Linked DNA regions of Homo sapiens: region 2 is linked to region 1. A link is a contact called in ENCODE Hi-C or POLR2A ChIA-PET data. All regions are on one chromosome and are shown on one strand. Each heading gives the region's core, a stretch centred on a gene start or an enhancer-like site at or near the end of the contact. The rest is flanking DNA. Distances are from core to core; before and after follow the strand shown. Region 1 overlaps MAML2 (mastermind like transcriptional coactivator 2). Region 2 overlaps MAML2 (mastermind like transcriptional coactivator 2).

Region 1 (4,992 bases), core at 1,333-3,832:
TCCTCACTCCCCTGTCCTTCTCTCCAACACACTTCTTTCCACCTTCCTGACCTGAGGGTGCTCAACCCTGGGAAGAGTGCTGCATGAACTGATGGGTTGGCCCAGGTTTAAAGTACAAAAATCTTTCTTCTCAATGCTTCCTGTCTCACGTGACAGGCAGTAAAGTGTACTGATTGAGAACTAGAGTTGTGGGGTCAGACAGACCTGGCTTCAAATCCTCCTCGGCCACTTACAGCTATGTGATCTCTCTGAGCTCAGGTTTCTCATCTGCAAAGTTGGGTTAATAATACAAGTTCTTGCTCATTGTTTTGTTGGGAGGAGTGAATGAGATAAATCACGTAAAGCACGGACCACAGTGACTGGCTGATAATAAGCCTCAGTGGATGGTCGCCCTTAGAATTATTTTGTAACCCTTTGCTTTTGAGGCAGCTGGTGAGCTCTGTAGCCTCAGAGATTACTAAAGCAAGGCCAAGGCTTTCGGCTTGTGGCTTACTTACTTACTTGTTTATTTATTTCAGCTCGGCACATAGTTAAAGAAAGAGAAAGAAATAAAAAAGATAATTTCCACAAACAGTGTACCTACCACCTCTACTCATGTGGTATCATGGGAGTTGCTTTGTGGTTTTTTGTTTGTTTGTTTTTGTTTTGAGACAGAGTCTTGCTCTGTCACCCAGGCTGGAGTGCAGCGGCACAATCTCGGGTCGCTGCAACCTCTGCCTCCTAGGTTCAAGTGATTCTCATGCCTCAGCCTCCTGAGTAAGTAATTGGGATTACAGGCATGTGCCACCACACCCAACTAATTTTCATATTTTAGTAGAGATGGGGTTTAACCATGTTGGCCAGGCTGGTCTCAAACTCCTGACCTCAGGTGAACCACCTGCCTCGGCCTCCCAAAGTGCTAGGTTTACAGGCATGAGCCACCGCACCCAACTCCCTGCTTAATGTTTTTATGTCTTGTAACCTTACATAGTTTAGTTGGTGAATGACAGATGGATTTTTTTTTTTTTTTTCTGGGCACAGTGCTTCATGCCTGTAATACCAGCACTGTGGGAGGCCAAGGATCTAGGATCACTTGAGCCCTTGACTTTGAGACCAGCCTGGGCAACATAGTAAGACCCCGTCTCTAAAAAAAATTTAAAAATTAGCCACCCTGTCTCTAAAAAAAATTTAAAAATTAGCCAGGTGGCGCACGCCTGTGGTCCCAGGCACTTTAGGAGGCTGAAGTGGGAGGACTGCTTGAGCCTGGGAGGTTGAAGCTGCAGTGAGCCATGATTATGCCACTGCACTCCAGCCTGGGTAATAGAGTGAGACTCTGTCTCTTAAAAAAAAAAAAGAGAGAGTTGGATTTCTTTTGTTCCCATGTATTCAGTGTTTCCCAAAGCATATTCCCTGGACCAATGAGTATCAGAATAACCTAAGGAGGTACCCTGATCTATAGCCTCAGAATCCCTGGGACAAGGCCAGGGCATCTGCCTTATAAGCTGATTCCCAGATCATTCTGATCAAAGTATAACAATTTTTGACTTAGTGTTTATATCATGTAAACTAAAATTTGATTTTACATTTTCTTATATTTATACATGTAAGCATTTCTCCCTCACTTGGGTGATAAATTCTCTAAGGTGATAACCATATTTTCTAGTCTTCTTGTAACCCTACTAGTGTACTAGTGTAGAGCTCAATCCTAAATACATCATTGGGAATTAATGAGAATATTCAACTGGGTTTAGCTTACTGTCTTGCAGAGTCCTGATCTGTCAATGCCAAAAAATTGGTAGAGACCTCAAATTAGAAAGGCAGTTCACCAATACCCAATATTATTTGATATACAGTTGAGTTTTTAATCAATATTTTCTCATTGTCAGTGTGTCGGGTATTCTTTTACTGAGATTCTTGCGCCGAGATACCTGAATTGTTGACTGCGGAACAAAATTTACAAGGCCCTGAGAAGTGAAGTCCTTTCCAAGTTTGAGTTTATAAAACAGAAACTTAGAGGCCTTCCTGCCTTTCTGTCACAGAAAGCTGGGTAAGGCAAAATGCCTTCTGTCCAAAATAGTTTCAACTTTTAAACACGTGAATTAAAACATGACTTTCATTGCAGGATCAGCAATGATACATGCTAACTTTGGGAAAAGGAAGGATTTGTTAGGTTATGATGTTTATTCCTGAGAAATTGAGAGGTTTGCCATATGTTTTTATGGTAGTTTTCTTTGAGGTTCCATAAACACCTTCTGGAATGTGGAGGTTCCACAATCAGAGTCCTCATGGGAGCTTTTCCAGTGCCCTAATGTCATTAACCCAGCTGCTTTGGTTGCTGTGTTATGCAATTATTTCTTCTACATTTAAAAAGCGATTCTCTGATCTCCAACCCATTTAACCATGTTTGATCTTTAATAAGATGAAAAATGTTTGGAATCTGAGTGTATGATCTTTGTGCTACATTTTTCTTTTTTTAATTCACAGTAGCTTTTCCTTCCCCCTTTCTCTTCTTTAGGATCAACACTCTGTGGTAGGCCAGAACACAGGCCCCAGTCCAAGTCCTAACCCCTGCTCAAATCCAAACACTGGAAGTGGTTACATGAACTCCCAGCAATCACTGTTGAATCAGCAATTGATGGGAAAGAAGCAGACTCTACAGAGGCAGATCATGGAGCAGAAACAGCAACTTCTTCTCCAGCAGCAGATGCTGGCTGACGCGGTAAAACTTTCTCTTAATTTCTACTGAACAAACCTGTTGACCCAACAGAGGGAGTTTATTCTTTTCCATTTATATTTACTGTGCCTACTTACGTGACAGCAACAAAGGTGTGCTGACTGTAAGAGAGGATAATTCCATACATTTAGTGTACTGCAGGAAGAAAAAAAAACCCAAACTTGATTTAACAACTGCTGGACACTTGGAATGCATGGCACCTCTGCTAACCAGCCCTGCCCAGCCCAGGAATGTCTAGAACAACCAACATGGGCATTTGAATCAGGCAAAAGAAACCAGTGTTGTTCCCCAGGCTTAAGGGGCAGAAACAGTAAACTGAACTTGAATCAACTCAAATCCAAACTGATTTTAGAGATAAGAGTTTCAAAAGCAATTTTAAAAGCCAACATGGAGCCTCAAAACCAAGATTTGGCTTCCAAAATAAAGCAACTCACAATGGGGGATTTTTTAAAAGAAAATGTAAAATACATTTCCCATTTGCACTGTATATATTAGGTTGATGCAAAAGTGATTGCGATTTTTGCCACTACTTTTAATGGCAAAAACCGTAATCACTTTTGCACCAACCTAATATTTGACTGTTTAAGAAAGACAAGATTGTGTTTCCCACACACTCTTCATGCATTAACCCTCCTTCAGTATTTATCTGCTCAGCCCTGGTTTCATTGCCTCCCTTCAAACTATTTGGCCAAATGAAATAAAAAGTAAGCATCTCCAGGTGAATTAGAGCTAAAGTATACAGAAAAGATAACAACAAAATCAAATAATTTTATATTCAAGGAGCTTTGTAGTGAGAGTCAGAAATGCAGGGTATCACAAGTGCTATAATTATTCAGTAAATAATAATTTGCAATGAGGGGAGAGCCATAAACAAGGCAAATCCTCTCTTCACCCTAGAGAAGCCTTGAGCCCACTGAGGATATGTCAGATAAATTGGCCAATTGTAATGCATGTGATTAAATGCCATACTCTGGTAACTACTAGAAATGATTTCAGAAAGAACTTTCTATCTACCGAATATCTGAAAGTGGAGTAAGAGATGAGTAGGAGGGTTATTTCAGCCAGAACAACCAGCATATTCAAAGACCTAGGGACAATAAAGGATACTACATATTATGCCTGCCAAGGTATTGAGTGTGCACGAGAAGGGGGAATTGATGGGTAAAGATGGGATAAGAAGCAGGAGGATAGGGCTTGAGAGGCCAGAATTTACATTAAAAAGCAACAGAAGAGATTTTAAGGATTTAACACAAGGGGAAGTACTAGATTCAGATTTGCATTATAGTAAAAGTATAAAATATACTAAAAAGTATAAAAAGTAAGAGAAAAAAGTATACTTTTTACAGTAAAAAGTATAAAAAGTAAGAGAAAATGTAATGGAAAGAAAGATTAAATCCAGCCTGCAAAGATTGAGGATAGTCTCCCAAAGAAGTAAAATTTGACATTGATTTTGAAGGACTGTAGGATTCTGATAGAGTAGGTGGGGTCCACTATTGTAGGTGGAGGGTGGAGCACCAAAAGGTGCAGCCTGGGTGTGAATTTGTTGGTGAGTTTGAGATTGCATTATGAAATATTTAATGCCTGATAAAAAGTAAACATAGTATAACAACCACACTTTTAAAGGAATTACAAGTGGAATAAGTTTCGTATTCAGGGCATGTGAAAAGAAATAGTGAGAAGTAAATTTATTTGACCTGGAATAAGGAATATTGAGAAATAAGATTACAGATGACGTTGAATACTGCCATAAGGTTTAAGGGAGTCACAGACTGGATCACAAAGTGACACAACTGGTTTCTTCTAGAAATCATAGTTTTGAAAACTCCAGTCCTCCCCCCTGTTCCCTTCCCCTCCCATTTTTATCCTTATAAGCTAAAGAACTTAGAAACAAGGACAGCAGAGAGAAAAATGTGTAATCTAAGGTTGACTTACTGGGTACACTTTCATCACTACCATCAATACTACTAATTTCATGAATTATAACACACAGAGGTTGATTTTCAGCTCTTGTTAAAAGGCAAGGAAGTGGTAGCATATACATTCCATGAGGGTCCTGGCCTGGCACTGGGCTAACTCCCACTGGGCCCCAGTTGAGTCACCACTAGGACAGGTGCAAAGGGCAGTGGCATAAACTGTGAGATGAATGAGAATGAGGCTGCTGTTTTTGTGATTTTTAAAAACCATTCACATTTCTCTTTGTTTGGACACCATTGAGGGTGTCTGTGCTTTTTAGCATATCCAGGAAGAAGTGGTCTTTGATACCACTGTACATTAGCATA
Region 2 (4,992 bases), core at 633-3,132, 210 kb before region 1:
AATGGGTTTCCTGATGAACCTTTACTCACTGGCAGCCATTCTGGCAATTTCTATTTTTTTGAGATGGAGTCTCGCTCTTTCACCCAGGCTGCAGTGCAGTCGTACAATCTCGGCTCACTGCAACCTCCGCCTCCTGGGTTCAAGCGATTCTCCTGCCTCAGGCTCCTGAGTGGCTAGGATTACAGGTACACAACCATGCCTGGCTAATTTTGTTTTATATTTTTAGTAGAGATAGGGTTTTACCATGTTGGTCAGGCTGGTCTCAAACTCCTGACTTCGTGATCTGCCCGCCTCGGCCTCCCAAAGTGCTGGGATTACAGGCATGAGCCACCGCACCCGCCTATCCGGCAATTTCAATATCTCTGCAATTATAAACACTTTTCAGCAGAATTGTTTACTTTCTCTTGTATTACTGATACTCACCCCAAATATTCATGTTGCATAAAGAAACTCATTTTTGATAACATATAAGCTATACTTATTTTCCATGTTCACAAAGCATTTTGAAAAGATCAAGGAATTATTTCTAGATAACACATAAAAACTTCTATTGCTTAACCTTCTCAATAATTAAAAAAAAAAAAGAGTCAATCAAAACTGAAATTAAGAAAGCTTTTAGAACCAGAAAGTTCATATAAGGCATCATTTTTACCAAAGACATCAGTTTTTCCTTAGGCACAAAAGTAAACTTTGTTTCTTCTTAAACGTGTAAAAATTTGCATGGACAACATGAGCAAAACACCTGAAAGTTTGAAAACAAAGTGCAGAAACAAACCTCAATGCTCAACTGTATTAGCTGTAAGCCAGACGGGAATCTTTCCAAAGGAGCAACAAAGAAGGTAGGGATGGATGAAGGAAGACACATCTTTGACCTTTGAGAGGAAAGAAAAGAAAAGGGTTCCGATGGCCAGGCAACCTCCAGCCATCAGTCCCATCAGTTAGAAGAGCAGAAGGCAGCTCATCAGAAGCAGCGACATTTGGGCTACTGCAAGAGCAATTATTTTGCTTGCCAAGTCAATTCAGCCTGTGAGCTACATAGGCTCTAGTTTAAGCAACATGAATCATACAACTGCTCTCATTATCATGTTTGAAGGTGTCCCTTCACAAGCCTGCTGTTTTACCACACAGTACTGGTCTGCCTAAAAAACAGTAAAATTGAATTAAACTTAGCCCGAGCCTCTTGAAGGCAGTGACTATGTCATATTTATATTTGTACCCCAAGTGCAGTGCCTGAAATGTGTTAGACATTAGATGCTAAATGCATGATGCTAAATGCATGTTGGATGATTAAACAAGTATAGAGCATCTGCAATATACCAGGCATCATGTTAAGGCCCGGGGATGGTCCCTGGGAGTTCACTCACAGTCTTGTAGAAATGAGTAAATGAATATATTGGTAAGTTTGCTGCATTCAAGTAGACTGAATAATTGTTACTAACAAAACAAGGAATGGCAACAATTAGGTCACTACAGTAATTGCTCAAAGCACAATTAACAGACTGGAGCATTCAATTATGTGGCAACCATATGGTTATGCATTTCACCATGTTGACATCATACTGTAAAATTCACACATTATATGAAAAGAAATTACGCCAGGAAAGTACAGGCTACCACAAAGTAAAGTGAAAAACACATTACTGAAATTTACTGCTAAGCAACAGATATAGGACTCTGAGCTTTCGATTCTTAAGAAGTTCACTGATGCCAATTTCAAGAGGCCCTCCGATCAATGTAATAAGAATGAAGGATAAAGAGAAATGAAATGTAGTAGAGCAATGATGAGAGGAGAAAGGCAACTAATTTAATTTAGGTGCACCTAAAATTACATCGAAAACATGTTACACCTTCAAGATTCACCTTGGCAGAAAGCCAGGAAACCTGAGTCCTTGTCCTCTCTCTCTGCTACTAAGTGGCTGTATGAACTTAAGCAGATTCCTTCAACATAATGTGACTGCAATGCGCTATTTCTGATATAAATTGTGGTTTAAAAAAACAAAAACAAAAACTCTTGGAGTCTTTGGTGAGACCTCTTAATGCATATGCTTTTATCTATGTAAATATATCAGAATTATAGGCCCATAAATCAGTGACCTCTTTATTATCTTGAATACAATTAACCTGATCTTACTGGTAAAGGCTGTGTGTCAGCAATTCCCTAGTAATGTCCCTTTCCAAAGGATAGCTCTTTCTCAACCCTCTTTGTTTTCACAACACTTTTGCAAATTTCTGTTACAGAACTTGCCTGAATCAATGCACATTACTTAGTCTGTTTGTAAGTCTGTCATCTACGCTAGGCTCTGAATTATTGAGGGCAGACACAATGACCTACTCTTCTTTTAGCGTCCTTCCATAGTACAGGGGTTGGCGCGTAGTAGGTGCTCAATAAATATTGAATGACTATTTAATTAACTTGGGTGGGCAATAGTATATGTGGTGCATGTCACATGTCTTCCATTTGCCCCTCCAAGTGCACCTACACCCTTTTGTCCCTGCTGGTCAGAAGGCCCATGCTTCCTTTCAAGGCAGCCTGCCCCACAGGACTCTCTCTCCTCAGTTCCAGAAACCTCTCCCTCCCTCAGTCCTTCAGGCCTAGGGATGCTGACAGCATCTCTGTAGTTAGCCCTGGGTTCCCGCTGTATCCCTGGAGATTCCCCCACACCCTATTTACACCTGGATAATTAGTCCTTAACCCCTTCATGAATTATCCTAAGTCAAGTGCACCATCTATTTCCTGTGAGAGCACTCACTAATACAGTAGATTAGAAAGGAGAAAGATTTCTGTTTAAAATGTGTTTTTGCACTCATATTATTGAGAATAACCGCACTGAATTTTTTGAAAACATTTAACAAATAGATCCTTGGGTAGGCTAAATATTTTCATGCATGGCTGACCTGCACTGATTCACTCATTCCAAAGTATGTTACAGATTCATTTCCGTTTCTACACCATATATGTATTTTGCATTTGAATTAGTAAGTATGTTCATGTTTGGTCATTTGTGTTTAAGTGTATTTCTCTGTGACTTGCGACTTCTTGCATTAGAATATAAGTGCCTCAAGAGAAAGGATACTATGTTTTTCTTTTACTTTTTTTTGTAAAGGCTTGCTCCTAGCAGCTTGCCGGCTGACTTATATCTAAAAAAACTAAATAAAATTTGTTAATTATGAATACAGCTTAATAAATGTACAGCCAGATCTGACAACAAACATTTTGCACATTTTTAAGGCATAATCTGATAGGACTTGTTGCATTCTTTTCCAGAGCCAGCAATTCTTAAGGAAGTGAAATACCTAGTCAATTGGTGTATTCATGGTGCAATTATTTGAAAAATCATTAAAATATCTGTTCTTTAGAGAATGTTAAACATATTAATTCAGGTAATTGTCCAGATATGCTGTGCCTTTGTCACTGATGTGTAAACACCATGAAGTCAGCAACTTTTTCTGTTTTGCATATGTCTGAATGCCCAGTGCCTAAAACACAGCCTGGCATCTATAAGGTATTCAATAGGTATTTGTTGATTAAATGAATATATGGAGGCTTGGTTATATTATTGTAGCCTGATATGTTACATTTGCAATTGCTGTGCTGTCATTCATAAATGATTTTAAAAGGCAATTTAGATTCCTTTTTTTCAACATATTTATTGCCTTGTTACTGTGTTCAAAACTTTACTAGGTGTTTCCTTTGGGAGCTCACATTCTATAGGTAAAAAATATCATCTGAGGCTAGACGTGATGGCTCATACCTGTAATCTGAGCACTTTGGGAGGCCGAGGCGGATAGATCACCTGAGGTCAGCAATTCGAGACCAGCCTGGCCAACGTGGTGAAACCCTGTCTCTACCAAAAATACAAAATTAGCCAGGCGTGGTGGCATGTGCCTGTAATCCCAGCTACTCGGGAGGCTAAGGACAGGAGAATCGCTTGAACCCGGGAGGTGGAGGTTGCAGTGAGCCAAGATCGTGCCATTGCACTCCAGCCTGGGTGACAAGAGCGAAAATCCGTTTCAAAAAAAAAAAAAAATTTCATCTGGAACACAGCATAGTTACTTAATGGATCCTATCTCTATGGCTTTTCTTTCACATCACATCTTTACCCAAAGCAAGCTTTACTAACCTTCATTCTCCTAATCCCTGATTTTTGCAGGCTTTGAAGAATTATATTGAAGCAATTAGCACTTTCCTAACGCATTCCTGATCCTACCTGGGATTCCATAACTGGTGACCATGCTTTGCCTTTCATGTAGACTTGGTTACTCCAATAAAACTGCTGAAACATAATCAATTTTTTTTTTTTTTTTTTGAGATGGAGTCTTGCTCTGTCACCCAGGCTGGAGTGCAGTGGTGAGATCTCGGCTCGCTGCAATCTCCACCTCCCGGGTTCACACCATTCTCCTGCCTCAGCCTCCTGAGTAGCTGGGACTACAGGCGCCCGCCACCACCCCCGGCTAATTTTTTTTTTTTTTTTTTTTTTTTGTATTTTTAGTAGAGACAGGGTTTCACCGTGTTAGCCAGGATAGTCTTGATCTCCTGACCTCATGATGCGCCTGCCTCGGCCTCCCAAAGTGCTGGGATTACAGGCGCGAGCCACCATGCCCGGCCGAAACATAATCAATTCTTACATGATTTTTTCTACTTCATCCACAATGGTAGAAAATAGACTCTTTTTCCTCCTGTGTGTGATTAACATGAGGCCTTCATGGTACTATACTTCCATTAGAGACTTTTTTTTTTTGAGATGGAGTCTCTCTCTGTCGCTCAGGCTGGAGTGTGGTGGCATGATATTGGCTCACTGCAACCTCCACCTCCCAGGTTCACGCCACTCTCCTGCCTCAGCCTCACAAGTAGCTGGGACTACAGGTGCCCGCCACCACGCTGGGCTAATTTTTTGTATTTTTAGTAGAGACGGGGTTTCACCGTGTTAGCCAGGATGGTCTCGATCTCCTGACCTCGTGATCCGCCTGCCTTGGCCTCCCAAAGTGCTGGGA

The links. A loop is a pair of places that touch in the nucleus more often than their neighbours do. ChIA-PET counts read pairs that join two places held with the same protein, here RNA polymerase II (POLR2A).
Region 2: a map of PC-9 shows a loop between it and region 1 (16-fold over the local background). The contact joins two enhancer-like sites. A Hi-C loop is called at or near these places in 1 of 168 maps with a recorded cell type or tissue (PC-9). POLR2A ChIA-PET finds 5 or more read pairs at or near these places in 3 of 52 experiments (H1, activated B cell and activated CD4-positive, alpha-beta T cell).

Annotation. Positions count from the first base shown.
Region 1 is chr11:95,989,226-95,994,217 of GRCh38, reverse strand. It overlaps MAML2 (mastermind like transcriptional coactivator 2), which reads left to right. Exons shown (of 5, transcript NM_032427.4): 3 at 2,495-2,698. Among named protein-coding and RNA genes, the nearest start is that of MTMR2, 68 kb to the right of the region's middle. Within about 2 kb of position 2,582, at least 3 of the 41 ENCODE cell types and tissues checked have a DNase peak (open chromatin) inside an H3K27ac peak, as active enhancers do.
Region 2 is chr11:96,201,666-96,206,657 of GRCh38, reverse strand. The region is part of intron 1 of MAML2 (mastermind like transcriptional coactivator 2); the gene reads left to right. Among named protein-coding and RNA genes, the nearest start is that of MIR1260B, 140 kb to the left of the region's middle. Within about 2 kb of position 1,882, at least 3 of the 41 ENCODE cell types and tissues checked have a DNase peak (open chromatin) inside an H3K27ac peak, as active enhancers do.